Linked DNA regions of Homo sapiens: regions 2 and 3 are each linked to region 1. The links are chromatin loops, found by intact Hi-C in ENCODE. Cell type or tissue: gastrocnemius medialis. All regions are shown on one strand. Links, peaks and the distances in the headings refer to the core of each region. The heading gives the core; the rest is flanking DNA.

Region 1 (10,888 bases), core at 1,152-9,151:
CTGAAGGAATGCCAATGTATCTAGATGCCTTTTAAATACAGGCAGACCATGAGGTTTGGACACTGTGTGCCCGCCCTGCTGTCTTTGATTTGGAAAAGACTGCTGGGCCAGGTGCAGTGGCTCACGCCTGTAATCCCAACACTTTGGGAGGCCGAGGCAGGCAGATCATCTGAGGTTGGAAGTTCGAGACCAGCCTGACCAACATGAAGAAACCCCGTCTCTACTAAAAATACAAAATTAGCCGGGCATGGTGGCACATGCCTGTAATCCCAGCTACTTGGGAGGCTGAGGCAGGAGAATTGCTTAAACCCGGGAGGTGGAGGTTGCGGTGAGCCGAGATCGCGCCATTGCACTCCAGCCTGGGCAACAAGAGCGAAACTCCATCTCAAAAAAAAAAAAGTGCTGAAAATAAGCACCAGTCTGATAAGAGAACCTTATTAACTGAGCATAGTATCAGCATCAGCTGGCCAAGCACACTATAAAGCAGAAGGGAGGGACTTCCTCTGCAAAAACACAACATCCTCTTGGCAATTCTGTAGCCAAAGTCCAAAGCTCAAGATCTTTATAGCAAAAAGCTGCAAGCCAGTGGACACTAAGGAAACTGATGAGCAGACCCCTGTTTTTGTTTTTGTGTTGAATCAACTGACTGGAATTAGCAAAATGCTGTCTGGTTTACCTAGGTTTGTTTTTCTACATTAGATTGCAAATTCCATAGGGAGCCCGGGCCAGGCAATGTCTGTCATAGTGTCAGTCTCTGGGCCTGGTGTGGTGCCTCCCACAGTGGGCTCCTTGCACTGCATAGCAAACGTGTGCCTGGCCTGGGTGGTCACTCCTGATAGTGCCTCGAGCTTTCTGATGACAGCAGACAGGCAGGTAAAGCAGGCACCCTAAGCGCACAGAGTCCCAAGTATGGACACTCAAGAGCTGTGTCCTCTTCCTTCACAGCATTTGTCCACAATGAAATGTTTGCCTCTGTTCTTCAGGGTTTGTACATCCTCTCCCTGCTGAGAAATGCCAGGACAAACAATTCAGCAGTGTTTACTCAAAATGACAATACAGGTGGGGCGTGGTGGCTCACACCTGTAATCCCAGCACTTTGGGAGGCCGAGGTGGGCAGATCACCTGAGGTCAGGAGTTCGAGACCAGCCTGGCCAACAGGGTGAAACCCCGTCTCTACTAAAAATGCAAAAAAATAATTAGCCAGGCATGATGGTGCACACCTGTAATCCCAGCTACTTCGGGAGGCTGAGACAGGAGACTCCCTTGAACCCAGGAGGGGGAAGTTGCTGTGAGCCATGATTGTGCCACTGCACTCCAGCCTGGGTGACAGAGTGAGACTGTCTCAAAAAAATAAAAATAAATAGTTTTTTAAATTTAAAAACGTTTTAAATGACAATCCAGGGAAAGATTTAGTCCAAAACATGCATGCCATGTGGGGCTTCTTTCTAGAGATGAGAACATGCTTCTGCCCTTAAATGATATTCAGTACAGATAGGTAGATAAAACATACAAAGAAAAAGAAAAATGGACAAGGCGTACCCAGATGTTAAAAAAAAAAATCAAGAACACTTAAGATCAGGACTGTTTACACAGTTTATGTTATTTTATACCTCAACCTTTAAAAAGGATTAAATCACAGTATAAGGCAGCATGCCATGCTCACCAAATTGTGAAACAGTAAGTGCCGGAGGAAAGGGATATTGTGCTGTGTCATGGCAGTTAGAAGTGGCTTCCCAGAGCCAGCAGGGTTTAATCTCAGGTTTCAAAGGGGGAAAAAAAGCAGGAATGACACAGGATCTGAGAGGCCAAAAACTACAGGGAGTTTTGACTGGAGTGGAGGGTTCACGTGATGTTAAAAGAGACTGAAGGGGAGACTGGACAGACTGCAAAGGGCTGGAGGCCACATTAAAAGTGTGGACTTTACCCCATGGGAAGGAGGAAGCGCAGGAGTCATGAGAAATGATGGTTCAGGCAGAGATTAGAGCATAAAGCAGGGAGGTGGGGAAAGCCAAGAGGAACACGCTCTTGGATGACGAGTCACCATGAATCACTGATCACCTGGGACATGGTTCAGCTGCACATGCTGACGCAGTGGGTCTGCCAGTGACGCCGATATGCTGCGAGTCTGGGAACCCCTTTTAAGGAGCAGGGAATCTTAACTCTGGCTGTGCATTACAACTGCCTGGTACTTTGTCACCACGTGAGTAATGTTTTTCTCCACCAGTACGAACTCCTGGGCTCCAGTGATCCTGCTGCCTCAGCCTCCTGAGTATCTGGGATCCATCTATATTTTTATGTCTTGTAGATAAATATCATGAGTCAAATTTCATTAACATTGGGAAAAGTTTTTTACTTGCCTTGACAGATTTCCAATTGCTATATGTTTTCACACACAAAAAATTTTAAATACATGGAAATTCAGTTGGTACTTTTTTTCTCAGATCCAGTAGTTTGATTACAAAGGCATTTAACAGAATAGTTTTCATCTTTTCATGACTCTCCTTGTTCCTCTTCATGATCAATTCCATGGCCATAAGAATTCTTTGACGCCAACAACAGATGGGATATAAACAGTGCATTGTTACTTTTGCTAATATCAAACAGAAGGGGGATCTAAATGAAAATGAAAACATTTCTGCAAACATGAGTGTCCTCAGCTGTCACAGGAAATAATGAAAAAAAAATCAGAGTAAATTTCTTTTTAACTACTTCCTTATAGTGTCTACAATGCAAGTGATTTTTTACAATGCTAATTTGGTATAGTTTTGCACCTCTGCATCTAATAGTTGGAGTGAATAGTCTGCAAGGGATTTTTAGATCTGCTTAATTCTTCTGGTCAGCATGCAGTGGCATATTTAAGGAGGCAATGTTATAACCCTTTAAAATGTAATCATATGCAAAATTCTATGTATGATTTGGGAGACCCCTTTAAAATTCTCTCTATGTATGTAATCACAGAAGCCCCAATTTGAAAAAGTACTCCTGCAACATGCTTGGAAATATGCCAGTTGAAACAAGGATCAAGGCAGAAGGCTGGCAGAAATCTACCACTCTATTATTTATTCCTTAGAAAGTCTTTCAAAGAATTGGGGGCATATTCACATTTTGGGGTGAATATTCACATTTTATTTTCATTGCACAAACTTGAAATGCATGAACTCGGTACCATTCAGCATCAGCAACAAATCAGAAGCAGCTCTTGGAAATGTTCAATGAGACCTCCCACGTCTCACTTAGATCTCTGAGAATCAGAGCTGGAAGGACTCTGAATATCCATTTTGGAGGTTGGCGACAGGAGAAGACCCACCAGCCTCATCACTGTCAGCATCTCAAAGTCACTGGTCTTTCATAGTGCACAGGAAGATGCACTCACACGTCCTCTCATCACATCTCTCTAGCACTCCAGAGGCATTTTTTGGTTAACCATACTTCATTCTTTCTACTTAGACTAGTTATTATCATCTGAATACATTCACCACCTACCTCCAACCTATGTGCATCCCATTTTAAATAGGTTACTTCCTAAACTCTAACTATAGCCACAGGCTTCATATTTAATTTTCAGTTCCTTCCAGCTCTTTTCATCAGAGCGAATTCATTTCTGTATCCTTTGCTCTGGACCCTGTCAAAAGTTGCGACCATTTCTGATTACAACTGTTGTAGCCTGTGAGGGAAGCAGCCTTCTCACCCAGAAACCCATCTGACTGTCCAGCCCCAGTTCAGAGCTCCCGTCCCACCCCGGCAGAAACTTCTCCTACCTTCTCATGGATTCCAAGGTCTTTTTGCTCCTTTGTTGCTGGATGGTCAGGAACTCAGTGTGTCCTTCCACCACGCTCTTCACCCCACCACATTCCAGGCCAGCAACCACCATGCCAAAACTGCATTGTACTTTCCAAACCAGGCCTCAGGCAATGGCAGGGAATTCCTGCCTCCAGGCTCCCAAGTCTCTCCAGCTCCCAGAGGGTCCCTTCCCTTTGTTCCTTCCCCTCTGGAGCCAGCTCCACACCCTTGGCCAACTCACCAACCTTCTGGTGCGCAGTAGCACCTCCCAGAGCTTGCAGCACCTATTCCAAAGACACCACTGGCTGATCAGGGTCCCTTTGGCCTCTCAATAGCCCTGTCACCTGGGCCATACCTCTGCAGAGCCAGGAGCAGTTGACATTCTTTTTTTTTTTTTTGAGACGGAGTCTCACTCTATCGCCCAGGCTGGAGTGCAGTGGTGTGATCTCGGCTCACTACAACCTCTGCCTCCCGGGTTCAAGCGATTCTCCTGCCTCAGCCTCCCAAGTAGCTGGGATTACAGGCATGCGTGCCACCACACCTGGCTAATTTTTGTAGTTTTCGTAGAGACAGGGTTTCACAATGTTGGCTAGGTTGGTCTCAAACTCCTGACCTCAGGCGATCCACCCACCTCCACCTCCCAAAGTGCTGGGATTAAAGGCGTGCACCACTGCACCTGGCTAACATTCTTTAATGACTGCACACCAGACAATGCAGTCACAGACACCACTCCCATAGCCTGTTTCCCTTGGCTTCCAGGGAAATGACTCATTCATGACAGTTGAGGTCACAGTTGCCCCCACTGTTTCCTATCGCTATGAAAGGCCATCCCAAACACCAGCAGATCCACTCCTGCCCCTTTGTGTATTCTGCTTCTGGGTTACTTGCCCTGGGGGTGCCAAACCCAAGTTCATGGGTGAAGGCTGCCAAAATGTCATCCCATGGCCATGCCTCAGTTTTGGCCACTAGGGACTGTCTCTAGCTTTCCAAAAGGAAGGAGTTAAGATGTCCAAGGAAATTATGTAGTCTTACTGTCTTTGGCCAAGTGGTTCCTAAAATGGACCCCTTTTGACCTCTGTAGGGAAGGAAAAAGAACTTCCCTCTTTCCCATTAGGTTCTGTAGCTGAGTGAACTAACAAAGACGGATTAACAGGAGGAAAGCATACACATTTTATTTAATATTTTTACATGCACACGGGAACTTTCATAAGAAAAATGAAGACCCAAAGAAGCTGTTAGGACCGAGAGCTAATATACCCTTTTAACAAAAGATGATAAATTTATGGAGAAGTGACACAGGAGAAAGGTTCAAGTTTCTAGGGGCAGTCATTGTGGGGCAGTGACTAATGAAAGACAAGGGTTATTTTGGTGGGTTTGTACAGATCAGTTTCAGGGTGGACTCCGAACCCCTGGTGATAAGAACATTCTCCTCTTCCTGGTACAGGGCAGGCACGTTTCTTAGGGAAGATTTCATGACCTGCTTTTTGGGACAGAGCGGGAGGTCAGCCAGCCAGCCAGCCTTGCAGCTGAGGCTTCTCAAGTGCCTTCAGCTACAATTAGTCAACATGCTGAAGGGCTCATTGTGGGGTGGCGTTTTGTGTTCTGAACCGTTTCGTCTCCCTCTTGCCCACACTGAGGTTCACAGGCGCCTGCAGAGGAGCTGGTGTGGGAGGATGGGGAGATTGGGAGGCAACATCGCCTCCTCTGCATGAAATGCTCATGGGCACATGTCTGCTGCCTCTACCTACCAAAGGACAGAACCAGCCAACTGGCATGGCAGGCAGGGAGCCAGCGCAGCCTCCAGGCCGTCCATCCTCTCTCCTCAGTACCAGGGCCTCCCGTCAACGCCAGCACCAACAGAGAGCCTGGGCCCCCCCGACCCCTCCCTCCTGCTGGCTCTCCTTCTTCCTTCTAGGGTCCCTGCTGCCCCTCTGTCTCCAGAATTGTCCCCTGCTTGCCATTTAACCCATTCCCAGTGCTTGTTGGTCCCCGAGGGACCCAGCCTCTCAGCCCTCAATGGTCACCTGTCCCAGCCGCGGAAGGAGAAGGGGACAGAGGACACTGGTTCATTCCACCATATTTACTGGGGCCAGGCCTGCACTAGGTGCTGGGGACTCCCAGGTGGACAAGACAGAGACCTGCCCTGAGGGCCTAACATGTTAGTGGAGAAGATAAATAACAACAGATCAACCAAGAGTCAGTGGGAAACGTGCAGCCTGGATAGATGCCTTGGTAAAGCCAGGCTGGCACAGAGAGGGCGGGGGAGGCCTGTGCAGGGGCCGTGGTCACTCAGGAGAGGGAGCTCGGCGGCCTCCCAGCTCCCTCTCGGAAGGGTCATCACCCAAGAGCGGCGCACAGCCTTCCTTGGCTCCCATCCTGCCTTGTGTGGGACACAGTGGGCGCCAGGCAGATCTGACACCAACAGGCGTCGCCAGGTTTGCCAGCACACACACTCAAATATGCACACTCACGTTCTCGCTCTCGCACACTTTCCGCACATACTCTCACACTCACCCTTACACTTTTACACATTTACTCTTGCACACCACATACTCGCTCTCCACACTCAGTCGCTCTTACACATATTCACGCAGTCATACACACACACACACACACACACACACAACATCTGGATTTGATTAGGAAACTAAAGGGACATCTGTCACCTTCCATGTTTTGTTTACATTGCAACACATTCTTGTACTCGCTTAGCCTTGGACGGGAGGCTCCATGCTCTCTCCCAGTTTCTGAGTAGCTCCCACCCCCAGCGCTGTGGCAGTGGAGAAGAGAGGGGAGAGAAGGCAACATTAAAAAAAAGAAAAAAAAAGAATGCAGTTCTCCCTCCCTGGGTCAAGAATGTTGCATTATCTAGACAGATACAAATTCAGGAAACAAAGTAAGAACTCACTTCAGCTTCTTGGCCTGCCCCCATCCTTGCTGTACTTGGGTGATGTCCCATTAATTTCTCCCCAACCCCAGGGGAAAGTGGGCAGAGAACAGGCCTCAACCCTTGCTGGCTTTCTTTGCAGCTTCCTGGAAAGAATCGACAGCGTCAGCTTGGTTGACTACACACCCACAGACCAGGTATGTGGAATTAGGGTCCCCCACCACACACCAGAAACTTTGAGATTCATTTCCAATATGATTTAATGATTATTTCAGAATGAATTAAGGAAAAATCCTTAAGATACCTACTTTTTGCAAATTGTTTGTACTGCCCTGTGTGTGTGCGTGGATTGGTCATCAAACCTTGTGCCTTGCTCCCCTGACTCTAGCACTTAGTGATTATCAAAATTGCCAGCATGCAAATGAGTTTATCTGCAGATAAGGAATATGCCGTTCCTTTTCCTCCTGGAGCTGTCCTCAGGAAAGCGAAGTCTTTACTTCCTGGCTTCATAAACTATGCCCATTCTGTTTGTGGCCCTGGGCCTGGGGGGTCCCATATCACAGTGAACTTTCCAGGTGTGACCCAGAGCATCCCCTTTGGGTTGAGTCAAAAAAAAAGCACTCCACCATTTTTTTTTTTTTTTTGAAATGGAGTCTTGCTCTGTCGCCCAGACTGGAGTGCTATGTTGCAATCTCTGCTCACTGCAACCTCTGCCTCCCAAGTTCAAGCGATTCTCCTGCCTCAGCCTTCCAAGTAGCTGGGATTACAGGTGCTTGCCACCTCGCCCAGCTAATTTTTGTATTTTTAGTGGAGACAGGGTTTTGCCATGTTGGCCAGACTGGTCTCAAACTCCTGACCTCAAGTGATACACCTGCCTTGGCCTCCCAAAATGCTGGGATTACAGGCGTGAGCCACCGTGCCCAGCCCACTCCACCAATTCTTAAATAGCAGAGAGGGAATCTTTGTGCCCCTTCGACCCTCGGGCAGCTGCAGAGACTTGGAGAGCCCCCGGATTGCTCAATTCAGGAGACTTCAGGTGCTTCTAGAGCCAGTGAACCCCAAGGAAGTTAGAGGGATGTCTCTGTTCAAACCACACTCTCCAAACTTCCCCCAGAGTCTGTATTCCCTGCAAGGCCTTGGCCCTGGGCCCCCAAGGTGGGAGGTCTGAGGCCTGAGCTTCTCTCTCTCCCATGAAGTTTATCCTCTCTAAGGCTGATCCTGAGAGTTTGAAATTATCTGACAAAGCAATGGAGGCTTCCTCGTCTTGAGTCAGTCCCTCAACTAACTTACCTGTCCTAAACAGTTCTCGTTATACTAAAATGGGAGGACCACCTCCCATGTTCCAGAATTATTACAGAATGGCTGCTTCCTTAAAATCACATGGATTTGGGGGTCAGGAAAAAAAAAAACTCTGACATCTGCCAAATGTACCAGGGATGCCAGCTTTGTGAGGCTGCGTGGCTTTCTCGTCCCCTCGGGGTACCACATCTTTTATCTTGGAGGAAACAGAAATGTGCAGGGAAGAGAGAATAAATGAAATCAACTAGCATCCAGTTCATAAGGCTGAAGACTTGTGAGTGCAGAGTTACACTTCCTTTGGTTTCTCACCCAAGCCATCGTGAGTTTCACCCAAGCCAACAGAGCACCAGCAGGGATGTCCCTCTGGAATGCTGATGCCCTGACTGTGGTTGTCAGGTATATGTTAGTAAGATTCTTGCAGACATGATTTTAAGTCTTAAAACAAAAGCACAGTTATCAGGTCTCTTGGGGCCAAACCAACACATTAACTGTGGCTTTCTCTGGAGGATAAAACAGAGAACATTCGTCTGAGTTCTTTTTTTTTTTTTTTTTTTGAGACGGAGTCTCACTCGTCACCCAGGCTGGAATGCAATGGCGCGATCTCAGCTCCCTGCAACTTCTGCCTCTTGGGTTCAAGCGATTCTCCTGCCTCAGCTTCCCAAGTAGCTGGGATTACAGCTGCCTGTGACCACACCTGGCTAATTTGGTTTTTTTGTATTTTTAGTAGAGATAGGGTTTCACCGTGTTGGCCAGGCTGGTCTCAACTCCTGACCTCAGGTGATCTGCCCACCTCAGCCTCCCAAAGTGCTGGGATTACAGGCGTGAGTCACCATGCTCGGCCAATGTTGGTTCTTAATTGTTGTTTCCTTTACAGTGGAACAAATTATTTGAAAAATATTGATGAGGTATAGTTATACCCGGGCTTTACCTTGAAGAAGAACAGTAATGTAACTCAGCTTGTTTCCCTCTTCTTGTTCCCAGGACCTCCTCAGATGCAGAGTTCTGACATCTGGGATTTTTGAGACACGATTCCAAGTGGACAAAGTAAACTTCCAGTGAGTATGTTGTTAAGAGCTGCATGGCCCAGGGCCACATGATGTCCCAGAGCCGAAGGGCTGTGAGGTTTAAGGGGGCTTCATTCCTGAATGTGCATGGCAGCCCTTTCAGGTAAGAGCAGCTGGGGTGAAATTTGAACTCTAGCAAGAGTTGAAGTGTTGATTTTACTGCCTACTTTAAAGTAGAAATGAGGACACCTGAAAGGAAGGCAGTGTTTGCATCTGAGTTGTTGATTTGATTGGCCCTTTTTTTTAGATCAGGAGACTCATGAAATTTTGATCTTTCAGATGCACAGTCACAGGTTGAGAACTGAAATGAGCAGTTTATGTGTGTCTCCAGCCCATCTCTTGGGTTGCCCAACTGCAAACTCAGCCAAATGAGCTTACTTTCTTCATTTTGCTCCCTCATGATAAGACATTAATTCTCCCTCCACAAAGCTCTTTTCCATCCTCATAGCTATCACCCTAGTCCTGCTCCATCACTTCCCCCGCCCCTAGACTCTCTCGGCACAGCCCTGGCTTGTCTCCTGTCCCCTGGCTTACCCATTTCAGTCGCCCTTCTCAGTGCCACGAAATGAATCTTCCTACGGCACGGCCTGGATCGTGCTGTTCCTCTGCTGAAGAAGGTTCGGGGCTCACTACTGCTTGTGCACCGTATGACCCAAGCCCTCTGCCTATGACCAGCCCCGTCCCCAGGCCTGCTTTGTCCCCTGCCACCTGCCTCACCAGGCTGGGCTGTTGTCAGGACCCTTCCAGTTCTCCCAGCTTTTCCTGCCGTAGCGCTTCTGTTCATCTTGTCCTCTGAGCCTCAGATGCCACCTGTGCTAAGCAAACCCCACAAATCTATCAAAGCTTCCTTCAGGCCAGGCATAGTGATTCACGCCTGTAATCTCAGCACTTTGGGAGGCAAAGGCAGTAGGATTGCTTGAGACCGGGTGTTCAAGACCAGCCTGGGCAACATAGCAAGACCCTGTCTCTACCAAAAAAAAAAAAAAAAAATTAGCCAAGCTTGATGGCATACACCTGTGGTCCTAGCTACTCAGGAGGCTGAGGTGGGAGGATCTCTTAAGCCCAGGAATTCAAGGCTGCAGTGGGCCATGATTAGGCCATTTCACTCCAGCCTGGGTGACAGAGTAAGACCCTGTCTCTAAAAAAAAAAAAAAAAAAAAAGCATCCAAGCATCCCTCAAATCTCAGCCCATGGTGACCCCTTAGAATTCCCATTGCATATCTACTATGCAGCCATTGATGGTATACTGCCCTTTACCTTGCCCAGTCACCCTCAGCATGTCTGACTCGACTCTAAGGGACCTCAAGGGTGAGGTCCCTTAAAGCAAGAGTTTCATGATCTCCAGTGTGTTCTGAGACTCCTGCAGTGCCCAGCGCCCTCCTCAGTGCACAGGTGACAGACACCTACTTCCAGATTTCCCAAGAACCCTTCACATGGCCACTGTCAGGCTGGATAAAAGCCAGCTACATCTCTCTGCTGGGAGGCGCACAGTGCAGTATGGAGTTGGCGTGACTTGTGGTTTTGCCCACATCATAACCAAGTCCCTGGCATAGTGGAATTACTAACAATGAAGCTGTATCTCACATCTGTGATTTTGTTTGAAAGGATTCTGCTCATCAGCTCATCCATTTTCATCAAGTATCTCAGCGTGCCCCACGTGTGCTAATGTAAAGCGTACGGATTAAATTCTAATAGGATCAGCAACATACCCGCCCAGGACAAAAAAATCTAGCCCGTGTGGTCCTAAGGCACATGCATTATGTTTAGGGAGGGGAGAAATCTCAGAGGCAGGGAAGCCTGCGAAGGTTGGAAACATCCAGCAGAATCTGGGTAGGTAGAAACTCTCCCAGGGAGAAAC
Region 2 (10,888 bases), core at 1,037-9,036, 680 kb before region 1:
AAATGGCTACCCCAGATCCGGGACAAAGAAAGTATGAAGTAAGCTTCTGACATCTTGTGACAGAAAACAAAGGCTCAAAGAATGACACGGATTGGCTCAAATAACCCAGGAGACGGTTGGAAGGGATCTGCCCAGGTGAGCTTTGGGAATTTTGAACATTAACAGGAACAATCACTGATTTGAATCTTGGATCAAAAAAAGAACATACTATAAAAGATGTTCTTGGCAGGGCGTGGTCGCTCACGCCTGTAATCTCAGCACTTTGGGAGGTCGAGGTGGGTGGATCATTTGAGGTCAGGAGTTTGAGACCAGCCTGGCCAATGTGGTGAAACCCCGTCTCTACTAAGTATACAATTAGCCGGGTGTGGTGGTACACGCCTGCAATCCCAGCGACTCAGGAGGCTGAGGCAGGAGAATTGCTTGAAACCAGGAGGCAGAGGTTGCCAAGTGAGCCAAGATCGTGTCACTGCACTCCAGCCTGGGGGACAGAGCAAGAAAAAAAGAAAAAGAAAAAAAAAAGACATTCTTGGGGCTTTGGGGAAAATTTGAATATGGATTGAATGTTAAATTATATTTTTAAATTATTGTTTTTTAATTAGATGTAATAATGGTATTGTTGCAGAAGGGCCTTATTTTTAGGACATACCTGCTGAACTCTTTGGAGTGAAATTTCATGATGTCTGTAATTTATTTTCAAATGCTTAAGACAATAAAAATCGTATATATACACATATCAAATATATTATACATAATATATATGATTACATGTGTACACACACACAGAGACAGAGACAGAAACAGAGGAAGAGGAAACAAATGTACATATATAATAAATGTTAAAAGTTTCTGGATCTGCATGGAGGACATACAAGTATTTATTGTATTATCCTTTCAACTTTTTCTATACAAATAAAAATTTTCAAAAAGTTTATGAAAAATTTAAGTATTAAATAATTTCAAAACAATGGAAAATTCCAATGCTTTTTCATCAAATATGTAGAAAATGCTCAATAAAACTCTGTTGACATTAAGATAATCCTTTTAATTTAGTTATCTCCAAGGGAAAAACTGCTAATAGGATTAGATTTTCGGAGAAAATTACGCCTCATAAATATTTAGACCTTAGAAAGCCATGAAAGCAAAAAGACTTCTAATTTTTGAACAGTTTATGTACTTTTGTCTATGCATTTTTAAATGACTTTAATGTTTAAGATTGTTCATATGTCTCATAGGTAAAGCTTCTGATTTTCAACACTTTAAAAAATAAAAAAGATTAAGATTATTTTAAGAGGTTTTATGAAGTTTATGAGAACTATGCAGCAATTTTGTGACTGTGTAGCTTGGTATGCACCTAGTATTTTGGTTTGGTAATTACGGAGCTATGGTATTTAACATCATAGTTTTACAGTTTTGTAATTGTATTCTGCAGCCAAGAGGAGAAGCAGCAAACCATTTTTCATTCCCCTTTTTCCCTAAGAGAAAGAATAGAACAGCAATGAAGGCATTGTATTAAATTAATATGAATCTGCAAATTCGGATGAATATAAAAAGTAGGTCTTCCTGGCTTTGAAAGGACTTGCTGTAAAATGTTCCCATAACTCTCCATCACACTTTTTCCTTTCCTCGTCCCCTTTTCTCTTTCCTTTCCCCTTCCAAGTTACAGCTTTCACTATTTCCTTCAAATTCAGTTTCTCTGGAGCATTTTCAGAATGGAATGGAACAGATACAAGTGACTGGGATTGTCCCATGACAAAGATGAGAGAAAAAAATATTTCTGGGAGATCAAAGACAAACAGGCCTCAGCACACAGATTTCGGTCAGCACAAGTTTCTCTGCCAATTTATGCCCAGCCACGGGGGCCCCCTTCACCATCCCAGTGAAAGAGCAGGTCTTTGTTCCATCTGTATTCCTACCTCTGCTTCCCTCTCCTTTTCTTTGCCTCCTTTGCTGCCCCATTGTCACTTTCACTTCAATATACAGTATCATTGAGCCCAGATAGTACATCCTGGACCCTGGAACCCCAGGCCCGTGTCTCCTTTCATTACTTAAGGCCCTCGAAAGACACAGAGGTTAGAGTGGGTGACCAGCCTAAGGAAGGCAGTCATGAAGAAATCTCTGAAATTAAAATGTGTTGAAAAATTCCCTGTAGTCCTGTGTTCTATGTATAAACAGGATTAAAGTTATTTGAAAAGTAAAGGAAACCACATAATCACATGTATATCAAATGCAAAGCAAAAATTGTGCTATAGACATGTTAGCAACAAAGGAGAGACATAGAGCTCGAAAACAATAACTATGTTCCGACCATGAAGAGCTTCGTGAATCTCTCAGTCACCGTCAGAGTACAGACTCTCTTTTCATAATATCTTACACCTGTAATAGCAACTTAAGATTTACAACCTGGACCCCAGACATAGCTTGGCAAGTGCCTCCTCATTTAGGATAGTAATATTAAGTGTCTCTTGGAATGTTTGCATTTCTCAGGGTATGCCACTTGGTAAATTCCATGATGATTTGGCAAAGTCTGTCCACGCCCTCCCTCTGTAAGGCTCTCAGGATTGCCATCTGAAGTGATTCCATATGACTCAGACCATCCCTGGCCCCCACATCTCCTGCAAAAAACATCAGCAGGCAGTGCAAAGTTGAATAAAGCTCAAGAGAACCATCAGGTGATAATGCATTTTCCTTGGAACATCAGTCCTGAAATAACCTCGAGTGTCCGGGTCAGGCAATTCCCCTTGGAAGCATCAAATAGGCATTATACCCTGGAAAACAGAAACACTGGACTGCCCCCAAGAAGAAACTGAAAAGATACCAAGTTAGCAACGCCACAAAGCCACAAGCAACCTGCCTCCTTCCTCCTCTCCTGCTCTTTTGATTAAAACATCAGTCATATGCACAGTGTTCAGAAAACATTGCATTATGATCTTTATCATGGAACTTATCACTCCCAATGCTGAGTGCCTCTTTCCTCACTGTCACCACAAGGAAATTCTGCACTCCTTGATGGAAAAGGGCTGTGTCTTTTTCTTTTTTCTTTTTCTTTTTTTTTTTTTGAGACGGAGTCTTGCTCTGTCTCCCAGGCTGGAGTGCAGTGGCGCGATCTCAGCTCACTGCAAGCTCCGCCTCCTGGGTTCATGCCATTCTCCTGCCTCAGCCTCCTGAGTAGCTGGGACCACGGGCACCCGCCACCATGCCCGGCTAAGTTTTTGTATAGTAGAGACGGGGTTTCACCGTGTTAGCCAGGATGGTCCCGATCTCCTGACCTCATGATCTGCCCGCCTTGGCCTCCCAGGGCTGTGTCTTTTTCAACTCTGTGTACCCAGAACATAGTAGGGTGTTTGGCACATAGCAGGCACTCAATATATAGCTGCTGACTGAATAAATGTTAAATGGAGGACTTGTCAGGTAGTCTGTTGGAATAAGGACATTAACACAGAAATCATTGTGAGCACTTCCTGCTTTGCAGGCACTATGTTAGAAACATGTTTACACTGTTTCATTTAATCCTAACAGTAACTCTGCAAGACAGGTGACTTCATCTCTGGCTGACAGAGGAGGTTATTCAAAGAGGAAGAGGTCAGACAGATGACCACGATCAAGCCCAGAGAACAGCAGAACCCCGTCTCTCGGGTGCCATAGACCTGGCCCATCCTGTCCTCAAGGGGCTGGATTAGCAGAGAGAAGGCACAGGTGACCAAATGGCCAAGAGCTATGACACGTTTCGCCCTGATTTCTGCCTGGCTGTGGTGGAGATCAGTGCTAATAGTTATGAGGAGGGAGAGAGGGATGAGAAGGTTTAATCTGAGTTGTGAGAGACAAGGAGAGTGGGAGAATCTGGCTGACCTTCATTATCTGCAAAGACAGGAAAGACTCCGATGGGGACACAAGGTGGTTCTGACTGAGGTCAGGCTGCCCTCAGGAAGGCCGGGGTAAGAAGTCCAGGAGCCGAAGTGGGAGAGTCCGGCTCCTCTGCTGGATGGAGGTGCCCTAAAGGGGGTCGCAGAGAGGCGGAACCTCATCAGATTTGCGATTCAGATTACTTTCTCTCTCTCTCTCTCTCTCTCTCTCTCTCTCTCTCTTTCTTTCTTTCTTTTTCTGGTGTCTTGCTCTGTCACCCAGGCTGGAGTGCAGTGGCGTGATCTCGGCTCACTGCAAGCTCCGCCTCCCGAGTTCAAGCCATTCTCCTGCCTCAGCCTCCCGAGTAGCTGGGACTACAGGGGCCCGCCACCACGCCCGGCTAATTTTTTTGCATTTCAGTAGAGACGGGGTTTCACCGTGTTAGCCAGGATGGTCTCTATCTCCTGACCTCGTGATCTGCCCGCCTCGGCCTCCCAAAGTGCTGGGATTACAGGCCTGAGCCACCGCGCCCGGCCCCAGAATACTTTTTCTAGCAACAGTCTGGAATGGTACTGATCCTGGAGACAGAATATGAAAAAGATCCTAGTTAAAATTGGAAAGAAAGATGAATGAATGTGGGGGTAAGGAACAGAGAAGAATTAAGGATGATCGCATTTCAGTGAAGAAGTGGAGAGGTTGATTGCAGAGGACTCAAAAAAAGCTCCATACGTAAATAAAGTAACATGATCAGATAATGTTTTGAAGAATTAACATATGTATTGTATTTTGATTCTGTGATTCTTCTCATCAGGGAGTTTGCCAGTGGCCCCAAGGGCCCAAGGGGAATTGCCAAGCCCATGTCATTCACTGCTGCAGAAAATCCCTGAAGACATAAGTGGTCCAGCAGTTTTTGCATCCAGGTCCTTTGATTGTGTTATTCCTTGTCACTTTGTCACAGTTTTCTCTGACTTAAATCAACCAGGAGAATAAATCAAACAGCAAGAGTAACCGACACAACGATTTCTGCCCAGCACAACCCACAGCTGGCTGAGTCTAGGTTCCATGGAGCGGGAGGGTGTGGGTGGCTAGCCATCCTTGTTACGCAATGGCAAGGTTGCTGGCTGAACGTCTTGTTGATGAGGTTTCTAATTTAAGGGGCCTGATAGAATGCTTATTTAGGATTTTGTAATGTGAGAAACAGACAAGTTTTGGTTACACTGGCGCTCGGCAGAGATAAGAAAATACACACGTGGTTCAATGCAGCCTTTCTTGTGGCTCTGGGGCCTGGTGCCCTTTCACAACTAACTTGCTGCCTCAGGACAGTGAGGCCATGTAAAAGCACCCCGTCCAGCTCACAGGAATCCCAGGAGGCTTTACAGTCACCATTTAGAGTTCTCCTTTGGGGTTAGTGACGGCATGAACGCCCACAGCTACGTACCAACTGAAGTCAGAGACGTGGTTTTACAGTGGAGCCAACTGACGTCGAGGTGGGCATTTCTCCAACATTGCCACCTCTGCTTGGTGCAGACAGGAGAAGCCATGTGGCAGCTGTCACAGATGACTGCAGTGGGAGTGTGGAAGGTGAGGACTTATAGGGGACTACCCAGGGAATGGTCCACATGACCCTTTGTGGGGCCTTACTAATGCCAGGACCTAAGGGGTACCATGTAGAGCTTTGTAAATTAAATATAAATAAAATAGGGTGGGTGCAGTAGCTCACGCCTGTAATCCTTATTCTTTGGGAAGCTGAGGTGGGAGGCTCACTTGAGCCCAGGAGTTTGAGATCAGCCTGGGCAACACAGGGAGACCCTATCTCTACAAAAAATACAAAAATGGGCTAGGCATGGTGGTGTGTACCTGTGGTCCCAGCCACTCAGGAGGCTGAGGTGGGTGGATTGCCTGAGCCCAGGAGGTTGACGCTGCAGTGAGCCATAATCATGTCACTGCACTCCAGCCTGGGTGACAGAGAGAGCTTGTCCCTAAAAATAAAAATAAAAATAAAAATAAAAATAAAATAAATAAATAAATAAAAGGAAAAGATACTGCCCTTTTGTAGGAACTGGTCATTCTGCATTCTTTTTCATCTGGAAACCTCATTTCTCTCCTTAAAGCTCATAGTTGCAAGGACAGAAGGACTGCGTTACCTATAGAATAAAATCTTCATGCCACAACACCTATGGCTTAAGGAACGAGTGTCCAAGAGAGCCACAGGAAAAACCAGGTTGGCATGAGATTGCAGTAGGCTTCATGAACAAGAAAGTTACAGCTACATCCAAAGGAGATTTTCTGGCTTCGCCCTCTAAAGCAGGCAATGAAACCCAGGGCTTAAACCCCAGGGCCAGTGACTCCACAGGGTGCAAAACCGCCTGGGCATGATGATTTATGGACCTGTCAAACACTCAGCAGCTTTCTGGTGTGTTTAGGGCACAGCATCTCAGAGTGCATAAGTCATTATTATGAATGCTGGGCTGGGGTGCGTGGGGACGGCTCTCAGGCCCCTCCATGGGCTCACAGGCCTTCTTTGTTGAGCCTGGCAGAGTCAATAGCAGTAAACTCTGAAGCCCTCATTCCTCTTTGAGTTTACTTTACATTTGACTCAGAAAATAAAGTCAATCAAATGTTCTAAAGATCATATTTGGTTCATATTTCGTCCAGACTTGCTCAGTTTTAGAAAAACAAACTCATTTTCAAGGAACTTGATCTTTGTCAATTTCACCGAATCGTTCATATCAAAATATAGGAGTAACTTAACAAGGATATTATTAAATTTATATGCATTCATAATATATGCTTTGCTTTAAAAGACAAATAAGATGAGAAAGGTCTTTAGTGATTTTTAAGAGTCAGCCTATGGGACACAGCAATAAATCCATTCATTTTACGAAGATATATTCTGTCAGTAGTGATATTCTTCTTGAGAAAAATCCATCTCAAGCATCTAACAGAAGAAGTCGAATTAGCAGAATGCTGTGTGTTCCAAGAGTTTAATGATATTTCTGTTATTTTTGCTTTAAATCCAGAATAAAAAGAGGTGGGTTACCATTAGATCAGTAATTAGGCCAATTCATTCAGCATGATTTAATCTATTATACAACTAAATTACAGTACTTTTGAATCCAAACACCATTTAGAACAATCTTTCTATTACAAAGACCAGGTTACAGTTTAGGATATTAGGGAGAAAAATGTAACCCACACACCTCCTCTGTTCATTGCATAGTAACTGAGCCTAGGTGACCAATTTGTGCCAAGCGATGAACCTTCCAAAAGTCTCCTTCTGGTGATGACTTCTCTTGCCCTGTGGGGCCTCCAGCCAGTAAGAATAGCGGCAAATCTGGGGGCTTCATGGGGTTGTGGGCTTAGAGCTGGGAACGGGACAGGAAGCCACAGGGGCTGGGCAATGATGAGAAGCAGAGACATTTCTGTCTCCATCCCATCCCATTTCATTCTCCTCCTGGCATGACACCAATAAATATTCAGCTGAAAGATTGATTCACAGATGAGAAGTGAATGTGCTTTTCCCTCACTGCACTAAGGAATTAATTATTTGTATTTGTTTATCTATTTTTTTCTATTTTCTTTTTTTTTAATTATACTTTAAGTTCTAGGATACATGTGCAGAACGTGCATGTTTGTTACATATGTATACATGTGCGATGGTGGTTTGCTGCATTCTTCAACCCATCATCTACATTAGGTATTTCTCCTAATGCTATCCTTCCCCTTGCCCCCCAACCCCCAACAGGCCCTGGTGTGTGATGTTCCTCTCCCTGTGTCCACTTGTTCTCATTGTTCACCTCCCACTTATGAGTGAGAACATGCAGTGTTTGGTTTTCTCTTCCTGTGTTAGTTTGCTGAGAATGACGGTTTCCAGCTTCATCCATGTCCCTGCAAAGGACATGAACTCATCCTTTTTTATGGCTGCATAGTATTCCATGGTGTATATGTGCCACATTTTCTTTATCCAGTCTATCATTGATGGGCATTTGGGTTGGTTCCAAGTCTTTGCTATTGCAAATAGTGCTGCAATAAACATACATGTGCATGTGTCTTTATAGGAGCATGATTTATAATCCTTTGGGTATATATCCAGTAATGGGATTGCTGGGTCAAATGATATTTCTAATGCCTCTTGCTCATGTTAGACTTTCTTTTGGCCATCAGTACACACCCTTGACCATACTATACATTTAGATTAGTAAAATGTATGAAAATACATGAATAAATCAATGGTATAATTGATGACAATGGAGGCTCAGGAGGAATTTGTTGATTTTCTTCTGGCATTAGAAAAATCATCCTCAGAGCCTATTATCATATTACATGTGAAGAATAACAAAGAGTTGGAATGCTTTATAAATAAGATTTATATATGTATATATTTCTTATATAAAAATGTGTATATGTGTGTGTATATATATATATAAATTATATATATAAAATTTCAGGGACCTCTAAAGCAGTTCTTTGCATAACACTGTGTGACAGCTGGAGGACTGGACATTCAAAGAATATACTTCAGATCCCAAATATTAAGACACCTTTCAATTCCAGGAATATCTACTCTGTATGAGACTGAGCTTGTTTGCAGGGACTCCCTTTCTCCACCCAACTCACAGATGACCTTCCTTGAAAGTGATTGTGAAGGAGACACAATCAGGACCTCATAGAGGACCTTGTGTTTGCTTTGTAACCAAATCTTGACTTTTTATTGATGTAGCCAATTTCATGTTAAAAAAGGTTGGGCTTTTACCCAATCTGTTACACTAATCATACTCATACATTCAGAGCAAGGTGCTTGAGAAGTAGACTCTTCTTTGGAGACAAATTGGGTCCCAGCCAAGGGAGGGCAGGTGGAGTCCTTTCTCTCTGACCTGGCTTGGAGAAACCATTGGTTTTAAGGGTCAGAGCCCTGCAGAGAAGGAGCCTGGGGGAGACCTGTGGTGTCTGGGACTTCTACTTCCTTACCCCACATTCCAGCTACTGCTTGTTCCTAAACACTTCTGCAAGAGTGAAAAGTCTCCTTAATTTATATTCTGGAAGTAGTATCATCTGGGGAAGACTGCTGAAGAAAAATAACACCACCATGAGCCTAAGCAGGGGTCAAGGATTTCTATTTTACAGAAGAGCTCAGGCCAATTTTGAAATGATTAGGAAACTGTTCTAGAGTAATCACCCTCAAGCCTTTTAAACTACAGCCCACTGGAAGAAATAAATTTTACTTCTAGACCATGCATACACATGTGTGAAACCAGAAACAAATTATTATTATTATTATTATTTTTTTTTTGAGATGGAGTCTCGCTCTGTCACCCAGGCTGGAGTGCAGTGGTGCAATCTTGGCTCATTGCAAGCTCTGCCTCCCGGGTGCACGCCATTCTCCTGCCTCAGCCTCCCGAGTAGCTGGGACTCCAGTCATCCCCCACCACGCCCGGCTAATGTTTTGTATTTTTAGTAGAAATGGGGTTTCACCGTGTTAGCCAGGATGGTCTCGATCTCCTGATCTTATGATCTGCCTACCTTGGCCTCCCAAATTGCTGGGATTACAGGAGTGAGCCACCACACCTGGCCCAGAAACAAAATTGTGCGGAATGATATTTATCTTTACCATATATGATGTAGTCTGTTTGCGATTTTTTCTATTTTGTTAAAAAATTTTTTCTGGTTGTGACCCATTAATGGGTTGAAACCTCCAACTCAATAGATAATATGTTTCTAATGTCACCTTCAAGAGAGGTTATTGTAATGAGCAAACTTCTTCCATTTCGATTCTATCATTACACATTGTAACCATCACTATTACTTTTTTCCCTGTGTCATTTAACCCCACTGAGAATTACTGGAAATTGTTCAGTCAATTTTTCTGCTTAACTACCATTCAAGCCAAGAATGTGGTATGTGACTCAGTGCGCATAGGCAAGAGTTTAGCTTTTCATTATTTTCAATAGAGTCTTACAGAAGTGGGAATGATTTACAAGTTTCAGTTTGTAGCACATGTCATGCTGTGGATCAAATGTATAAAATAGAAGAGAATTGAGGGAGGCTATCTGGAAGAATATTAGATATGACAAGTACTTTAGGTACTTATATTTCTAAGATCTCTGAGTCCTGGAATATTTAAAAGGACAAAAAAAGGAACAGTGTAAGGCTGATATAAAAATATTTTAAAACAATGAAATGATTCCTCAGGTATACCATAGAAATTATTAAATGTTAAGTAAAGCTTAGAAGAAATCCTAGAAATGATATATTCCAAGGTAATCATGCTCATTTTCCTTTAGATTGGTACAGTAAAATAGAACAGCACACTCATGTTCCACTTCTTTGATTATCCTTTGTAAAATTCTATATTTCAAACTCCTAAGGAATGGCACTGACATTTTTGCAAGAGTAAATATGCTTAAAAATTTGTTATGCAATGCATGGTAGACCTATTCAGGCTCAGATAATGTAAAATGAGAAATAAACTACACTTACAAAACCACTTTGGACTGGTCTCTAAAGCTAACCTTCTATTTAAATGCCTAATTTAGCTTCTTGCCATATATTAGTTTCTGCCAAATAATCTTGATGTACCAAATGTTCAGAAACAGATATGCAATTGTGGACTAATCAACTGATTCAATTCACTTTAACTTTTTCTCGAGACGAAGTTTCACTCTTGTTGCCCAGGCTGGAGTGCAATGGCGTAATCTTGGCTCACTGCAACCTCCGTCTTCTGGTTTCAAGCGATTCTCCTGCCTCAGCCTCCCGAGTAGTTGGGATTACAGGCGCCCGGCACCACGCCCAGTTAAATTTTGTATTTTTGGTAGAGACAGGGTTTCACCATGTTGGTCAAGTTGGTCTCAAACTCCTGACCTCAGGTGATCCACCCGCCTTGGCCTCCCAAACTGCTGGGATTACAGGCGGGAACCACTGTGCCCGGATTCACTGTAACTTTTTAAATTAAGAGTGATAGTAAGAGTAATAACATTCATGATACTTTCCATGTTTTAGAATTAGGCAACCACATAACCAGCTAAAAACAGCTCTTGATTCTAAATGGATT
Region 3 (10,888 bases), core at 1,018-9,017, 1.3 Mb before region 1:
ACTTGAACCTGGGAGGCGGAAGTTGCAGTGAGCCGAGATAATACCACTGCACTCCAGCCTGGGTGACAGAGCGAGACCCTATCTCAAGAAAAAAAAAGAAGCTATGACTTTGTGGCAGTTCCCATGGCTGTCACATAATGAAGGCTGTACTTCTGAGTGCTCATACAGATGCCTCATCTTTCAGTTAAGATACTCCCCTGAGTCATTTGAAGCAAGCAGTGTTCTGTGCAAGCAGGCCTTCACTAATTGAATGACATTTAGAATTTACGATGGTTTGGGCAATTTCTATGCACACCCAAATTTGACAGTTACTGAATTAGTTTAAACTAAGTCTGAAATTATTTTAAAATAAGAAAATAAATATTGAGGAAAAGGCAAGTAAGTTAAGGATTCAAAATTGATTGTCCTTTGGTTTGGCATCCAAGAAGCCAGTAGTGATCCTAGAAAGCAGTTTCTCTTGGCTTTTGTAATATCCTTCCCTTTCTGATTATCCTTCTTGTTTATGGGTGGCGAGTTTTCACTTTTTTTTTTTTTTTTTTTTTTTTTTTTTGCCTACTTCCTCTGTTGTTTCACTGAATGATTGTATTCCTTAGTCTTTCTGTTCTCTCTCTGCAGTCTCACTAGGGGATCTGATCTCATCTATGCTCTTGACATATGCTTATGATGCCTCCATTTATGTCTCTAGACTCTTGTCTGTGCGTCAGTTTCATGAATCCCTCTGCTGTCGATACTGTGCTTCAGAGGTTCTAAAGCTTTAATGCACCTTTGAGCTCGTTAAACCTCAGAGGTGCTGTAGGCTTGGGATGGGGTCAACAATTTACGATTTTAGTAAGTTCCCAGTTAGTGCTGATGGTGCTGGTCCAGGGACCATGAATTGAGAACCTCTAGGAGGAAAACCACGTACCTGTGACAGTGGGAGTGAAAGAGGTGAGGTTGTGTTTGTTAGGCCTAAGTTTGGATGGAGGCGGGTGACACAGAGTTTGTGCCTGATGGTTTCTCCTTTTTTTTTTTTTTTTTAAAGACCTAGAAGGTCATTACAAGCAGAGATCTGACTTATAAATGTGGTTGGTAACTCCTGTTAACTGTGTTTTTTTCATTCTAGCCTGAAAACTGGTTTTTTAAAATGGAAGCCAGATTATGACAGTGCCGCTTCTGAATATGGAAAAGCAGGTATTTTTGACTATAGTCCAGTTGCTCCAGTATGTAATCTTAAAATAGTCTGATAACTTCATTTCACCATAATACTTACTCATATGCTTTCTATAAGGCTTTAATAGTTAAAAAACAAACAAAACAACTGTGCAAGCCCTTGAGTTTTTTTCCACTTGTTATTTTCAGATGTGTTGAGAGCTGAGTCAGAGTTCCTGGTACCTGCTGTCTATGACAGCAGGGATGGGGCGGGGTTGGTGATACACAGTAGTGGGTTTTTAGCGTTGCTTATATATTCTTTAACTCCAGTTATTTGAATACCATATCCATGAGTTTTGCCATATTTCTCTATTATACTTTCTATTGAATTAGGAGTTTGTTAAATTTTTTGTTAACTTAGCCTCATCTTAACCTGATACGCAAATCATATGTTTGCTTGGTATTTTATGTCTTTTATGAACCTCACTTTGAGTGTATCTGTTCAGTGTTCATGAAGTGTTAAGCTATATACATATTTTAATCAATTTATCTTTATATAAGATATAAACAATCTAAAATATGCAACAGAAAGGGAATTTACTAAAAATGTAGCATTCTGAATTACAGAATGATAGCTTTAAGCATACCTGTGATAATTTGCAGTATAAATATAACAAAATTTTGAAGTACCTTGAACACATTTTCAGTTGTATTTCAGCGATAGCCCTTATCACATTTGTTAGCCTAGCATAGAGATCATCTGGGGCAAGTGCTTTTGGTTAAACAGCAAATGAGTCTTCAGTACTTTTATTTAAATCTGAGTAAATTCTGTTTTTTTGCATCATGCAAATTGTTTATCTTATACTTGAAAATTATTAAAAGTTCAAACTTTGTATGAATTTTGTGGACTACTCATGCAAGGAGGCTTCTGTAGCAGAAGGGAACAACATTTTGCAAGTTTCCTCTGTGAGGGAAATTTAACACAGATTTGTTTTCTGCCCCTCTGAGATCATGAATTACATTCAAAAATAAATGTTTTAGATGAAATTTTCCCCCTGAAGCATCCTTTGTTTATTTTCTTTAAGGGCTTATGGAAAACCTATTTAATCAGAATAAATTTTTTAAAAAGCAACATATGGAAAAGCAGGGAGGGGAATAGCTTCAGTATTTGGTTTTCACATTTTATTAAAGAGAATTTTAAGAGTGTTTTTAACAAATAGCACTTTTCTTAAAGCATTATGCTTTTTGCTTCTTTGTAAGCAACCCTTGATAAGTTTTCCAAAATTTGTAAGATCATATGTTATAAGCACTCCTGTTTTGTTTTGATGATTACACTTTTAAAACAGCTTTCAGTATGCTTTAGCTGTTTGAACAGTGAGACATCTTTTTCATAGATAGTAAACAGTATAAAAGATTGTTTTTTTAAAAAAATGCATTGTTAGACATTTAAAGATTGTGCCAAAAGGAAGGTTTATTATAAAAAACTGTTAAATGTGCTTATTGGCCCTCAGTTTCTACCTAATCGAATGACCTATACCCAAAATACCGTTTAAAGGTAAAACTGGTGAAGTAAGGTGCTGTCTTTTGTGACTGAAGAATCTGCCGGTTACTGGGGAGTATTGGGGAGTGTTGGTGTTAGAAAGACTTCTTGATTTTGAGTGGAAGAAACACTGATTTGTTGCCAGTAGTCAACAATTAAAAAAGAAAAAGTTTTAAAAATACTCGTAAGTTACCAATAATTGGAAAAGTTGTAAGGAAATTGCTTTAGAAAAAAGTAATATTTTATAGTTTTAGGATACTTCCTAAGTATTTGAAGTAAGTATGTTTATAATACTTCATATAAAATGCAGATTTCAGTAATGATTCATTTGAGGTTTTTAATGATGGAAATAGTCAATTTTTTTTTCTATTTCAGCTGTTGCTTTTAAAAATGCCAAACAGTTTGAGCAAGCAAAAGATGCCTGCCTGAGGGAAGCTGTTGCCCATGAAAATAATAGGGCGTATCTTTTTCAACTTTTAAAAAGAAATTAAACAATTAGATGATTTTGACAAGCTGTTTTCTCTTGCTGTAAATTTACTTTACTACCTGTGAAGTAAAATGTTTTTAAATTAGAAAATGATTAGAAAAATTCTGTATTTTTAAACTATGAAGGAGCGTTTATAATGAAGTTTGATTATAAGGTCCACACTGGTTCGCAGAGCTACAATACTTACTTTCTATTGTTTGTGATTTTACTTGATGATGGTTTTACTTGGGATGAAGTAAAGTAAATCTGTAGACATGTGCTGAAGAATGAAGAAGTAGCACAGGTATTGAAAACACGTGAACTACTGTATCAATTTTTTTAAATACAGTTTTCCTTAGGTATTTGAAATAAAAATTATAAGTAGTTTAAAACAGTACATTTTCTTGAGGTGTTTGCAAACTTATCAATAAAAAATGTTTCTCTTATTTGCAAACTGTAGTCATAATAACTTTGTACTTCAGTAAAACTTCAGATTATTGCGTAATAGAAATAGTTTAAAATCTGTGCAGTGTTTTGTTAGTGGTTTTGGGAATTATGTAGTTTTAAACTATATTGACAGGTATTGAATTACTTCTTTTTTACCTGTTTGTAGGATTTGTCTTTTGGAACCAACTGGGTCAGTGATTTAGTTAACTGTCTTTAAATAGTTGATCTATAGAAACTATTGATTTTTTTCTTTTTTCCTTAACTTTGACTTCGTTACTTCCATTCAGTCTTTTTCATGCTGCCAAGTAAGTATTCTTCATGTTTTCATGTATTTGCAAATTATGTTTTAAATGTTGCTGTTTTTCTGTAGGTTGGTAATTTTTTCCCAAATTATAAATTTTGTATTGATTTAAATAATAATCATTTCTCTTTGCTTCAGTTTTTACCTAAACCTTAAAAACCAAGACTTACTCCTAACTGTAAGATGTAAAGAGTTTAAATTAAATTTGCCATAATATTTTATTAGGAGCATTTTGTTCAGTAGCCTATGGGAAAAAAATAAGTTAGGATCTCTTTTTTCCTCTGTTTGATAGTTAATGGTGCCTGTGGAGATGAAGCAGGAAGCTTTCTCTTGCCTTGTGGAGAGTAGTTATTTGTTGGCCGAGGCAGGCGGATCACTTGAGGTCAGGAGTTCAAGACCAGCCTGGCCAACTTGGTGAAAAACCTCGTCTCTACTAAAAATACAAAAATTAACTGGATGTGGTGGCACGTGCCTGTAATCTCAGCTGTTGGGGAGGCTGAGGCAGGAGACTTGCTTGAACCTGGGAGATGGAGGTTGCAGTGAGCTGAGATCGTGCCTCTGCTCTCCAGCCTGGGCGACACAGCAAGGCTCCATCCCAAAAACAAACAAACAAACAAAAAAACTTAGGTTTAGGTTTGTCAGATGGAAATTAATTTAACCTTACTGAGCCTTACTTAATTTTGCATCTGCAAAATAAAATCTCTTTAACTCAAATGTCTGATGTTCTAAGCCATTATTCCCCACAAAAAAAGAATAAAAAATTATATTGTGTGGTAATATAAGCCTGAAGTGATATGTTGTGCATGAGCCCATTGTAATTGAAGTCACTTTCCTTACCAGTAGTTCCTCACCAGAAAGTTTCTTCTACCCCTTATTTCGTTAAGATCTCATCAGAGAAATTATATTCTCTTTGCAGAGCTTATGAGCAAGCTGGAATGATGTTGAAGGTCAGTAATGTTATGTCACAATTGTTGTGTAGGTAAAATGAATTAACTACAAGGTGTTAAACAAGAATTTTTGTTGAAGTTGAAAAGCTTCCTTACTGTAAGGCAAGAGGTGCTAAGTTAAGATTTTCTGTCCACGGTAACGTTAATTGGACCCATAGAATACATTCTGTACGTCTTAAGGAATGTTAAAAGTGAAATTTAAGAGAAAATGTATTGGAGTGAACTGGGAACACTAATGTTCTAAGCTCTATAACCAGGATAGATGTGTATTGCTATAAAAAGAGCTCTATGGGAAGTTTCTCTACTTTTGAGAAGGACATCTAAATGTAGTAAAATTTTATAAATATTAAAAAATTATCATACATGGGTTATAGAAGAGATTTTTACTTATGTGAATAACAGTTGGCAGCAGAAACAACCACAGATTTAAGCTTTTGCTACTTTAATTCATTCTGCATGGAATATTCCAACTAATGTACCTGTGCCACTGTTTGTACTTCTGCTCCTCAAAAGCAGGCCAGGAATTAATGTCCTGCTGTGGTGAGACAGAACATACTACTTTATGATGCTGACTTTCAAAGTATGCCAGCTGGCAGTTGAAATGAAGTATTTGTCTTTCTTTTTTAAAAATGTTTTTTTCTAAAATGGTAAAAGCTACTTTCAAGTATTTATTATAAAGCTTTGTTTTTAAGAACTTTTACCTTAGTAAAGCTTTTGTTTTTAATTTCTATGACTTTTATAATGTGAACTTACTCATTTTTTTAGTGAACACATGCTCATTGTAGACAATAAAAAATACCGAAAAGTTAAAGAATGTTAGTAATAGCTGTTAACATACTTAGTTTAAAAGATTTTATAGTCTTTGACCCAGGAATTTCAATTCTGTGAGTCTATCATCGAGAGAGAGAGATCAAAGATTTATGCATCAGGTTGTTTCTTGAAGAAATGCCAATTATCTAAATTTTGAATAATAGGAAAGTGAGGTTGGATGTAGTGGCTCATGCCTGTAATCCCAGCACTTTGGGAGGCCAACGTGGGTGGATTACCTGAGATCAGGAGTTCGAGACCAGCCTGGCCAACATGGTGAAACCCTGTCTCTTCTAAAAATACAAAAATTAGCTGGGCATGGTGGCGGGCGCCTGTAATCCCAGCTACTTGGGAGGCTGAGGCAGGAGAATTGCTTGAACCCAGGAGGCAGAGTTTGCAGTGAGCCGAGATCGTGCCATTGCACTCCAGCCTGGGCAACAGAGCGAGACTCTGTCTCAAAGTAATAATAATAATAGGAAAGTGTTTAAATAAATTATGATGCTTCCTTATTATAAACTATTATATATCCATTGAAATAAAGCTTTTCTGGCCAAACATGCAACTGAATTGGTATTTGGTGCCGCAAGTTAGGTTATTAACCACAGTTCCTTTGAAACCATAGAGTTTCTCTTACGGCCAAAGAAGCTGGGGATCTGCTCTGGTCTTCTTATGTCTCATTTTCCTCTGAGAATTAGGAAGCTCCCAGGTGGCTGTTACATTCTTAGTGTACTTCATGCCTGTTTAAGAAATGCTCAAACACTCTAATTCTCACAGCCTCAGTTTATATTACAACAGCTGTACTAAGACTTGAATCTTCATCAAAAGTTATTATTCAGGCATCATTTCCATTGCTCAAGTATCTATTTAATTTGAGGGTTGGAAAGGCACTACTTTGAATGAAAGAAAATTAACTTAGTGGATAGGGAAACAGATGAAGGAAAATGCTTTCTGGCATTGTCTTATATTTAAATTAAATGCCTTTGGACACTGTTGGGAGCACAGGACCCCTGAGCTACGTGGTCCACAATTCTGTGGGCTAAAATTTCTACCAATTTGTCATACAAACCTTCACACTGATTCACCAGAAAGGCTTGGGGAGTGCCATTTTGTAGACATATGCACAAGGGAAGCCACAGAAACTTGTTGGATCAACCTTTGGTTCTGTCACTTGATGACTGCTGTGATTTCATATCCTGTTTGCTCCACTGGCACACAGCCATTGAAAATAGGCATATTTATGGTGGAGGGTATAACTTTCAAGTAGGCAGCTCATCATTTTTTATGGAGAAGTATCAATATTGTGGTTGGACCTCTTACTCACAGCCTCACTTGATTTTACGCAAAAACAGGAAGATGTAGTTGCTAATTTTTAAACAACAAATAGGACTCGGATGCCATTTTTACTGCCTTCTAATGTATTTTTTGCTCTATCTACTGGGTAAAACTCATGACGAATAGTTCCTGTGGTTTTTTTATCCTCCCAAATGCTTTTATGTTGTAGATTCACATTATATATGTAATTAGTGGGTAGGTATATTTGGGGAGGAAATACAGTTGACCCTTGAACTACCCAAGGGTTGGGATGCCAACCCCTTGTGCAGTTGAAACTCTACATATAACTTTTTACTCCCCAAAAACTTTACTAATAGCCTGTTTTTGTTTTTTTTTTTTGAGACAGGATCTTGCTCTGTTGCCCAGGCTGGATTGCAGTGGCACAATCATGGCTTACTGCAGCCTCAACCTCCTGGGCTCAGGCGATCCTCCCACCTCAGCCTCCTGAGTAGCTGGGACTATAGGTGCATGTCACCATGCCCTGCTAATTTTTTAATTTTTTTGGTAGAGACTGGTTCTCGCTGTTTTTCCCAGGCTGGGCTCAAACTCCTGGGCTCAAGTGATACTTCTGCCTCAACCTCCCAAAGTGCTGGGATTATAGGCGTGAGCCACTACCCTACTACTGACTGGAAGTCTTATAAATAATATAAACAGTCAGTTAGTACATATGTTGTATGTTGTATGGAATATGTTTTATACTGTATTCTTAGAATAAAGCTAGAGAAAAGAAAATATTAAGAAAATCGTAAGGAAGAGAAAATATATTTAGTGTTCTTTAAGTGGAAGTAGAGCATCATAGGGCTCTTCATCCTCATCATAGTCTTCACGTTTGGGCTGAGGAGGAGGAAGAGGAGGAGGAGGAAGAAGAGGGGTTGGTTTTGCTGTCTCAGGTGGCAGAGGAGCAAGACAGTCTGCGTATAATTGGACCAGCACAGTTTAAATCTCTGCTGTTCAAGGTTCAGTTGTATTCTTTAAAAGCCAAAATGACCCTCAGGACTAATGTGTCTGAGAGAGATTTTGTTAGGTTTACCTCCCCTGTTCATTCAGATATTTTTCAGCAGATATTGTAGACTCGGATTCTTTCATTGACTTTTGGTTTTATAACAAAAAAAGTATTGTTTTTATTTTTTCACTGAGGTTTGGAAATGCATTAGCATTTCATTCTGCTTGAGTGAATGATAGCAGTCTTATTTCATACAGTGTCTTTCAGTCTGTGTTATTGTTAGTTTCCATAGCTAAATAATAAAGTTATGTTTTGGGGTTGGCGAAAATGAGACCAGTTTTGTTAAGGGTATCCTAATGAATTTGTCAACTTAGCAAGGGACTGAATAGGCAGATTTGTAAACCACCCATGAGATGTCAGTGTGGAGCCTACCTTAAGATACAGCAAGTCAACACTAAATAAGTTGCTTATGTAAACTTTATAACTAGCTTTTAAACGGTGTTTTTTTTTAAGTTTATTTTTAAAATGTTTGATTTGGAGATATTAGACATTAGGACTGCATGATCCTGAGATGTGTAGATTAATAGTAAGATACAGAATTTATTAGTCATGGAAGAGGGTTGCAAACTCAGATGAACTCAGGGTGTAGAGGAATAACTAAAATGAATGAGCAGCTGGGACGTGGAGGGCATTTGGAAGTGAAGAGCGGGGAGAAGCGCCAGGAGGTGCATGCTCATGTGGCGGGACAGTGCTGCCCAGCCCCAGCCTGTTGCCATACAGGGATGCAAGCCTGCTGATGCCGTAGCTTTTGATATTTTTTTGAAGAAAGCCATAAAACAATTTTCATGAAAGTATCTAATTTAAAAATACTGCATGGATCAAGCAAAACACACTTGGAAGTGAGATAGAGTCATTGGGCTGCCAGTTTGTGATCCTTGGCATAGGTCTTGTATGTAGTAGGGACTTGGTAAATGTTTAAAGAATAAGAAGTGCTTAGAAAACAGTAAAGAGCAAGGTTTTTGGTTTTTTCTATTTTCATAGATTTCCCAAAGGTCTGTGAAGTGATGATGAACTCTGTGTAGAAATTACCTGGTACCTTTTTGATTGGGTTTAATGAAGCTTGATTGGGAGAGTAATCATGTGAAGCATTTCATTTTAAATATCTTTATTGCTATACAATGTATTTGAGTCATTTACTTTCATGAATTAGGGATAAAATAATTGTATTTCATATCCTTTGCCCACTTTTTGATTGGGTTTTTTTTTTCTTGTAAATTTAAGTTCCTTGTAGAAAAAGAAGACATACAGCCAAGAAACATGAAAAACAGCTCATCATCATTGATCATTAGAGAAATGCAAATCAAAACCACAATGAGATCTCACGCCAGTCAGAATGGTGATGATTAAGAAGTCAGGAAACAATAGATGCTGGCCAGGCTGTGGAGAAATAGGAAAGTTTTTATACTGTTGGTGGGAGTGTAAATTAGTTCAACCGTTGTGGAAGACAGTGTGGGGATTCCTCAAGGATCTAGAACCAGAAATACCATTTGACCCAGCAATCCCATTACTGGGCATATGCCCAAAGGAACATAAATCATTCTATAGAAACGTATGTTTATACAGTAAACACGTATGTTTATTGTAGCACCATTTACAATAGCAAAGACATGGAACCAACCCAAATGCCCATCAGTGATAGACTGGATAAAGAAAATGTGGTACATATACACCATGGAATACTATGCAGCTGTAAAAAAGAATGAGATCATGTCCTTTGCAGGGACATGGATGAAGCTGGAAGCCATCATTCTTGGCAAACTAACAAACACAGGAACAGAAAACCAAACACCGCATGTTCTCACTCATACGTGGGAATTGAACCACAAGGACACATGGACACAGGGAGGGGAACATCACACTCCTGGGCCTGTCGGGGGCTGGGGAATAAGGGGAGGGAGAGCACTAGGACAAATACCTAATGCATGCGGGGCTTAAAACCTAGATGATGGGTTGATAGGTATAGCAAACCACCATGGGACATGTATACCTATGTAACAAACCTGCACATTCTGCACATGTGTCCCAGAACTTAAAATAAAAAATAATTGCATTTCAGATTGTTAACTCTGTTTTTCTTTAATTGATGCATTTGCTGACCTGTCTACTGTATCCTTTGCCCAAAGGAGATGCAGAAACTACCAGAGGCCGTTCAGCTAATTGAGAAGGCCAGCATGATGTATCTAGAAAACGGCACCCCAGACACAGCAGCCATGGCTTTGGAGCGAGCTGGAAAGTGAGTGTGAGATGGACAAGTCTCTGCATAGAAGTCTTGTCTTTTTGTTTTAAAGAGGTCCCTGAAAAACAAGTTTTCCATTTCTCATATAAGACATGTTTTCTTGTCTGATTCAGGCTTATAGAAAATGTTGATCCAGAGAAGGCTGTACAGTTATATCAACAGACAGCTAATGTGTTTGAAGTAAGTTTGAATCTTATTTTTTTCTTTAATTACTTAGAATGTTTAGATTAATAATATATAGGAAAATAGAGAAGTGCAGTGGCTACTTTTAAAACTTTTCCCTGCTCACAGTTGCACGCTATTTCTTTTCTGTTAGAGAGTAGTGAAATGAACTAGCAGCTTTCGTGTTCCCCCCTTGATCCAGTGCCATTACTTCTTTACAAAATAAATATTAGGGGATAAAAACATTTCAACATTAAAGCAGCCAACACTTGTTTTTCTTTGATTCCTTCAGAATGAAGAACGCTTACGACAGGCAGTTGAATTACTAGGAAAAGCCTCCAGACTACTAGTACGAGGACGTAGGTATGTCTTTAAAAACTATTGCTGTGTGTTTAACTATACTTTGAATCCACATTTGGAACTGGAAAGTAATTTGGGGGATAGCTTGTTAATTTTTTGGTATAAGCTGTAGACACACCAGGCCACACAATAGAATATTAACATTTACTAGACAGTAGG

Evidence for each region. Peaks named below come from ENCODE experiments on the same cell type or tissue, not always from the same donor. Only the 100,000 strongest peaks of a DNase experiment are listed, where the experiment ranks them.
Region 2: it touches region 1 in a loop (4-fold over the local background); 2 of 110 quality-filtered maps call a loop at or near these places.
Region 3: a loop joins it to region 1, with 6 times the contacts of the local background. A loop is called at or near these places in 7 of 110 quality-filtered maps.

What each region holds. Positions count from the first base shown.
Region 1 is chr18:11,855,586-11,866,473 of GRCh38, forward strand. It overlaps GNAL (G protein subunit alpha L), which reads left to right. Exons shown (of 12, transcript NM_182978.4): 6 at 6,810-6,864; 7 at 8,948-9,021. LOC124904251 (a long non-coding RNA gene) reads right to left here and starts at 4,926. Exons shown (of 2, transcript XR_007066297.1): 1 at 3,759-4,926; 2 at 1,576-2,541. RefSeq lists enhancers at 1,278-2,477, 1,485-2,042, 5,760-6,666. In gastrocnemius medialis, for the core only: a CTCF peak has its summit at 4,743; DNase peaks (open chromatin) are centred at 1,756, 2,076 and 4,516; H3K4me3 peaks cover 2,607 bases; H3K27ac peaks cover 6,469 bases.
Region 2 is chr18:11,174,100-11,184,987 of GRCh38, forward strand. No RefSeq gene overlaps it. Among named protein-coding and RNA genes, the nearest start is that of PIEZO2, 30 kb to the left of the region's middle. In gastrocnemius medialis, for the core only: no CTCF peak of the experiment used is centred there; DNase peaks (open chromatin) are centred at 3,653, 4,962 and 5,252; H3K4me3 peaks cover 650 bases; H3K27ac peaks cover 5,646 bases.
Region 3 is chr18:10,529,668-10,540,555 of GRCh38, forward strand. NAPG (NSF attachment protein gamma) reads left to right here. Exons shown (of 12, transcript NM_003826.3): 2 at 1,103-1,170; 3 at 3,044-3,128; 4 at 3,869-3,886; 5 at 4,799-4,829; 6 at 10,095-10,204; 7 at 10,321-10,387; 8 at 10,662-10,732. Among named protein-coding and RNA genes, the nearest start is that of NAPG, 9.1 kb to the left of the region's middle. In gastrocnemius medialis, for the core only: no CTCF peak of the experiment used is centred there; no DNase peak of the experiment used is centred there; H3K27ac peaks cover 873 bases.